Regions from separate parts of the Homo sapiens genome. Here region 2 is linked to region 1. A link is a contact called in ENCODE POLR2A ChIA-PET data. All regions are on one chromosome and are shown on one strand. The core of a region is the stretch at or near the end of the contact, and the rest is flanking DNA. Distances in the headings are between cores, read along the strand shown. Region 1 holds the start of MIDEAS-AS1 (MIDEAS antisense RNA 1). Region 2 overlaps LTBP2 (latent transforming growth factor beta binding protein 2).

Region 1 (3,151 bases), core at 502-3,001:
GCAGAGATCATTGGCAGGGGGCGCATCTTAGAGGCTGTCTACCACATCCTCCACTTGGTGCCCTGGTACTCCAGCAACTGCCACCTTACATAGAGAAAAAAGCAATGTATGTGTAAGTGTCAGGCCTTCACACATTTACACTGTCTGCTAATTACTCCTGGGCATGCAGAAATACTGAATATTCATGAAATTGTGACTGAAAATTTGGAATTGCATATGGAACAAAAAAAATATTCAGCTCTTGTTTTAGCAAATATGGAGTATCACATGATTGCCTTTAGAAGCCTGGCTAACATATTCTCTCATTGGTTGCCTTAAGCAGAATGCACTAAGGAATTACTTCTATTTATTCCAAAATTGAAATGGGCAATCCCTTCACCATCTCCCCACAATAGCGTGATGTAAGAAGAATTTCAGGGAACTTTAATTATTGAGTCTAATGATGCAGTTATTTCTCAAAGCAGTATTATTTTTCTTGCATTGCACATTTTGTATTTATAATGTGCCATTAATGTCTTAGTAAAAATCAGAACTAGGGCGTAGCAGCTGCAACGTGGAGGATTTCATGTTGCTAGGAGAGCTTCGATCTTCATACGCCTATCTTTGGGTGAGTCTGTGGCTTTCCATGAGAGATTAACACAGACCTGGGGATCATTTCCCAAATGTCATTTTCCATCAGTCTTACATCCACCTTTCTGAACAAAGCCTTCACTCAAGTTTATGGTTTCCTGTGTTTTCATAAAAAGATGAAGCATTGAAAGGGGGGAGGTTTTATCTGGCCAATGTGCTAGGAGAAGCAGTATTTGGGGAAAAAAGGAAAATTGTTGAGCCCTAACTGATGCTTTTGAACCACCTATTAAAAGGTCCCTGTTTTCCACGACAAGCTACAATGAAGCTAATGTTTCTGTTATGAAAGCCCTTCACTGCAGTTTCGAATGTCTTTTTTTTTTTTTTTCACCAGCAAAGGCTAACCCCGTTTTTTCTCCAGCCTTATGAGATCAGGAGTTCTTCCTTGAAGACTGCTGTTTAACGACTTGGTTGCTACTTATCTTAAAGGTGGCTTTCCGTTGTACTTTTTAATAAGGTGAGCACATTTATTTTGAGCAATGATAAATTTCAGGATTACTATTGCCTGAAGCTGCCCTTCTCAGGCCTCCACCCTACCCTCAAAGTCACTTTTGACCGGTGATGAAACACAGAATGCATCAGACTCTATTTTCTGTGAGTTGAGTGTAAAGAGGTGGAAATCGCGGGGGAGGATTAGAACAGAAACCATTCTGCAGCCCCAGCTTGGGCGTTGAAATAGCCCCCAGAAGTGTGATACGTGGTAAACGTCTTGCTCACTTATAACCCGTAGAAATGACGAGGGACATCATGCAGACTTTTAGAGAGAACGTGGGGACAGGGACCCTTGTTTTAAGGCCCACTTTAGGCATTAAGAACACATAGAGCACACTGCTTTCTGACATGACCCTTTTAGCCCCAACACCAAACGGAAAAACTTTTTCTTTCCCCTCCCCCACCGCTTTGTTTGTGTACTGGTGTTTACCCTGGAACCCCAGCTTTCCGGGGACCCTGAACCCCACCACCACCTTCCAGACCAGCCTGAGAGCAGGGGACTCCAGCGCGGGGCCCCGGATCGCACTTCGGCGCGGAAACGACGCGGCTGGAGCGAGGCTTCCCTCCCAGGGCGGGGGGTGCAGGCTAGGCGGCCGGCAGCGCAGGGCTGCCCGCTACCCCGCAGCCGAGGGCGCGCAGAGTGGGGAGACGGCGCCTGGGGCCAGGGGCGCGCGGAGCCGGGGGCGCGGGCGGGGCGGCTGGCTGCAGGGCCCTGCGCGCCACCGCGCGAGCCGCTGGGTCACAGCCCGGGCCGCACAGCCCGGGCCGCACCGCCCGCTCCGCGAGGAAGTGACGACTGCGCCGTCCCGAGAGCAACAAAGTTAGAGTCTGCGGGCCGCACTCGCCTGCGCCCCGCACCCCTCCGAGCAGCCCGGGGATCCAGCACGCAGGTAAGCCGCGGGCTCGGCGCCCCCTCCCGCCACCGGGCGCCGGCGTGGGGCTCGGAATCGTTCCGGGGCTCGGGCTGGGCCGCGCGGGCGCGGATGTGGCGGGCCGGGTTGGGCCGGGCGCTGGGGTGCCGGGGTGCTGCAGGGAGGGAGCTCGGCGGCCGGGGTCGGGGCGCCGGGCTGCGCCGGTGTTGTCGCCGCTTTGCCGCGGGACTTCAAACAGCAAGGGCTGCAGCGGGGCCAGCTCCAGGCGCCGTTGGCCTGAGGTAGGGTGGGGGGAAGGGGCTTTCCGGGGCCTACGTCTGCAGCCAGCCCTCCGCCCAGCGCCTCCATCCCTGCAGGCTGGGCGCAGCTCTCGGCCCCTGCCCGGTGCTTCCCTGGGAAATGACCTCTTCCTCTTCGCAGCCCTTGTCGAGGGCGCAGGAAGGAAGTTAAAGGAACTTTCCCCGGACTTTTATTTGCTTGGCCTTCCTGGGACGAAGAGCAGAGTAGCTCGGAAGTTTGGGAAAACAACCCTACGCATTTTCAGAAAACCAAACCGGAATTGTCCCCAAGCCCCCTTGAAATGAATCGCTCCTGACTCCCCCTTTACCCTTCCCAACCATGTCCCAAACCTGACAGTGATCGCTAAGGCCTAACACTTTGCAATTTAGCCATAAAAACTGTCAGCACACCCACGTACATATGTGAGTGTTTTCTATATAAAACTCAGAAACCCGCTTCCAGCGGACTCTGTGGCATCTCGTTCTTTTCTGTTTCCTAAAACTGCAAGGGCTGCAGGAATGTGCTGCAGGAACTTTGACGGTGGTTCCCGTCGCCCTCGGTAGCCTCGTGGCGCAGGGTTTTTTAAAGAACAGCTGAGAAGTTTGGGACATTCCTGCAGAGTAACTAGGGGCTGGCGGCCCGGGCCAGTGGCGAGACTGCAACTGTAGCGGCGGCGGCGGGGACACGTTGGTGTGTGCAGGAAAGTGCGTCCGAGCCGTGGAGACTCGAGATGGGGTGTCCTAGAGGTTGAATGGTGCAGTTCCTAGCAGCAGCTTCCTGCCGGCCTGTAATTACAGCGTGATTGCACAGTCAGGCATTGTTGGCGTGGATGTTTATACACAGGCTATTGTGCAAGACCTCGGTAGTGGCGAAGAAAACGC
Region 2 (3,266 bases), core at 415-2,914, 780 kb before region 1:
AATGAATAATGGTGGAGTATCCCAGGGTAGTTACGTAGGCAAGCTCTTACCCTCCAGGTCTAAAGGGGCAAGGGACCAGCAGTCATAAGAACCCAGGGTAGCTCAGGCTATAGGAGAGGGCCATGGACAGGGCTGCGGCCTCTGGTGGAGGAATGCAGCCACTGCTCACCTGCAGTACCTGTTGCGAGGGAGCTGGGAGGATCTGCACCTCCACTCACCCTTCTCCTGCCCTCTGACCTCCTGCCACAGTTCCCCACTGATGGAACTGGACCAGAAGGCAGAGGGCAAAGGAATCTCCCAGGACTCAGAGTGGGATGGAGAGGGATCCAGGGGCAAGTGGAAGATCTTCAGCACATTTGCCAGTCCTTGCCATGACCCTGTGAGGAGGGTATTCCCATGACTCCCACTTTGCAATGAGGACACTGAGGGTAAGGGCGATTCCAGCCTAGCTCTCCTCGACTTCAGAACTTGTGATTATAGTCATTGTGCGAACCAGCCTCCAGGGCATGTGAGCGTAGGCAAGTGCGGAAACATCCAGCTTGGCTTGGAAACTGCAGAGTACTGGGTTAGGCAAGGTATCCAGCGTCTTTTCAGAAAACTACAGAAGTCGGTGAGAGCCTGGAGCAGCATTCGGCCTCATTAAAATGTTAATGTATACAGTTTCCAGCACCGGACTTAAAATAACTAGTGACAATAAACATTTCAAGCTTGTAGCTATGTTCATAGCATCTAGCCAACTTAAATCCTGTAGGATTTTTGTTTGAAAGGAAGAGGCTGGGAGCAATGAAGCAAGAAAAGAGAGGAAAGACTGGCAAAGCTCTTTTTCAGATGGCCCAGGGAAGGTTCGCCCCATCCGGCTGCTTTTTACAGAACTGGCTGCTCACTCAGTGAGGGTCTCCCTCTGCGGGGGTATGTGTGTGTATGCGTGTGTGTGTGGCGGGGCGTGGGTGGAAGCTGTGGAGAGAACATGTCTCAAAAGTCATAATGGAGATTTTTTCAGGCTCCGTGAATTCTCCTTTTGAGCTCAAGTTTTTCAAATATGTATCAGGTTTCACCTCTTGTCCAGGACATAAAGGAGGTTTCTGATTTATGGGTCCGGTAGTTTTTCCAGTTACTCCATCTTTAAATCTGCCATCAGTTAATTAATTTGCCACGGTCAGAAAAGGCACTGTGAGCTTCCCAGGTGAAAATAACTTTAGCAAAGTATGATCACAGTTTAAAAAAAAAAAAAAGGGAGGCATTCTGAAACATACACTTGTTTCCACTTGTGAAATTAACTGAATCAGTGTCTCGGCACTCCTCCTCCTCCCCCTGTCATGGCGCATGCACACACACACACTCTCTCTCTCTCTCTCTCACACACACACACACAGACACACACACACACACACACACCCCACCTCTGCAGAAGGGCTAAAGGGGAAGATTTAAACCTGGCAGGATAATTTCCCAGAAAAGGATTAGAAGGGGAAAATGGATTAACTGCAAAGTCATCTGATGACTGTGTTGTATGAGGCTGCTTGGGACCCAGAGGGGTGTATTCGTCTGTCTGTGTCTATCTGTCTGCAGATGACACCGGGAAGATTGCTAAATGATTCCCAATAATGAAATGTGAAAACACATAGTTGCTTTGCTAGCCACATAGCTGTGGTTTTGTGTCTGTGATTCATGGTGGAAGTGAGTAGCTGCGACAAGCATTCTGTGGGTTTTTTTTTTTCTCCTTATTTCTCCTACAAAAATATTTGTGAAAGGTCTAAAAGGAAGTGGAGTACTTTTTGAAAAGAAAAAAAATCCCTGTTCCTTGCAAAACAAAGATTACAGATGAAAACTTCTGGAGCTACCACATTTCTGCTTCCAGATGTCGCCTACGCTGCATTTTCCTCCTGGAGCCTCAGCCCTGCCCACGATGTAACATGTCCACCCGCGAGTGCCCGCAGCAGAGGCCACTTGAGGGAGTCTGCATCTGCAGGGGTCTGGCGGTATCCTCTCAAGACCCCAGCCAGGCCACGCCCTTCCAGGGGAGAAAAATTAATTCCACATTTCTTTCTTTTTTGATGTTCTTGGGACAAGGTCAGAGGCTCCACAAAATGCAGTAGCGTGTGAGGGCAGAATTGTGAAATAATTTATGTCTTAAATAAACCTGAGTTTGAATCTCAGCTCCACCACTTAGCTATGCAGCCTACAGTGAGTGATTTAACCTTGTGAGCTTCAGTGTTCTCATCTGTAGGCTGGGGATGATCATTGCTACCTTATGGAATTGTCAGAAGGATTGACTAATCCACGTAAGTGCATCTGGCACATTTTTGGTCCTCTATAAATGACACCCAGTCTTTTTTGGTGGGGAGGAGGATGGAGTCTCGCTCTGTTATCCAGGCTGGAGTGCAGTGGCATGACCTCGGCTCACTGCAACCTCTGTCTCCCAGGTTCAAGCAATTCTCCTGCCTCAGCCTCCTAAGTAACTGGGGAATTACAGGTGCCCACCACCATGCTCAGCTAATTTTTGTATTTTTAGTAGAGACGGGGTTTCACTATGTTGGCCAGGCTGGTATCGAACTCCTGACCTCAAGTGATCCGCCCACCTCAGCCTTCCAAAGGGCTGGGATTACAGGCATGAGCCACCGTGCCCACTCTTTTTTTTTTTTTTAATATAAAGAAAAGTGGTTTATTTGGTTCATGGTTCTGTACATTTGTTCAAAGTCTCACCGTACCCACTCTTACTTGTCCCCTGCCTCGGGGGTTATCTGAGCCTTTCAGAAATGCAGCAGCGGTCATCAGAAACTTTGAGAATTTGCCCAGAGCACTTGAAGGTGTTTCCAGACCTGGGAGGTTTCTGGTCACAGCCAAGGGTGAGCAGCAGGGTGGGGAAGGGAATCTCATCCCCCAGAGGCAGACAGAGCTCAGCCTGAAGACCCTGGCCCAGCACTTCCCTGCTGGGGATGACCCCGGGCAAGTTAGCAGGCTCCCTGTGCTTCAGTTTTCTCTTCTGTAAAATGGGGACACTAGTTCCTGTATCATAGGGTTGCTGTACTAATCAAGTAAATAAAAAAATAAAATGCCTTAGCAGAGGCCTGGCACATCATAGGTTGACAGATTTGGGCTGCTAGATTGCTGAATGGAAGCTTTCCAGGTTGGGGCCCTAGTTCCCATAGAAATCTCCTTTTGTTTATGGCCCCGGGGTAAATTTCCAGCCCCTGTGAGAGCGGAAAGGGCAGGCTGGGACTTTGGCCAGTTCCTGAAAGTGTATCTTTGACCCAGGTCCCTAGCTG

The links. ChIA-PET counts read pairs that join two places held with the same protein, here RNA polymerase II (POLR2A).
Region 2: POLR2A ChIA-PET joins it to region 1 with 21 read pairs in activated CD4-positive, alpha-beta T cell. The contact joins the enhancer-like site here to the promoter of MIDEAS-AS1 in region 1. POLR2A ChIA-PET finds 5 or more read pairs at or near these places in 3 of 52 experiments (HEK293, PC-9 and activated CD4-positive, alpha-beta T cell).

What each region holds. Positions count from the first base shown.
Region 1 is chr14:73,785,960-73,789,110 of GRCh38, reverse strand. MIDEAS-AS1 (MIDEAS antisense RNA 1) reads right to left here and starts at 1,751. Exons shown (of 3, transcript NR_109995.1): 1 at 1,602-1,751; 2 at 1-84. It also overlaps a transcript of MIDEAS not described here. RefSeq lists an enhancer at 1,077-1,126 and silencers at 1,477-1,536, 1,617-1,666, 1,717-2,306.
Region 2 is chr14:74,570,414-74,573,679 of GRCh38, reverse strand. The region is part of intron 3 of LTBP2 (latent transforming growth factor beta binding protein 2); the gene reads left to right. Among named protein-coding and RNA genes, the nearest start is that of LTBP2, 40 kb to the left of the region's middle. Within about 2 kb of position 1,664, at least 20 of the 41 ENCODE cell types and tissues checked have a DNase peak (open chromatin) inside an H3K27ac peak, as active enhancers do; they include PC-9, where a contact is called at or near this core.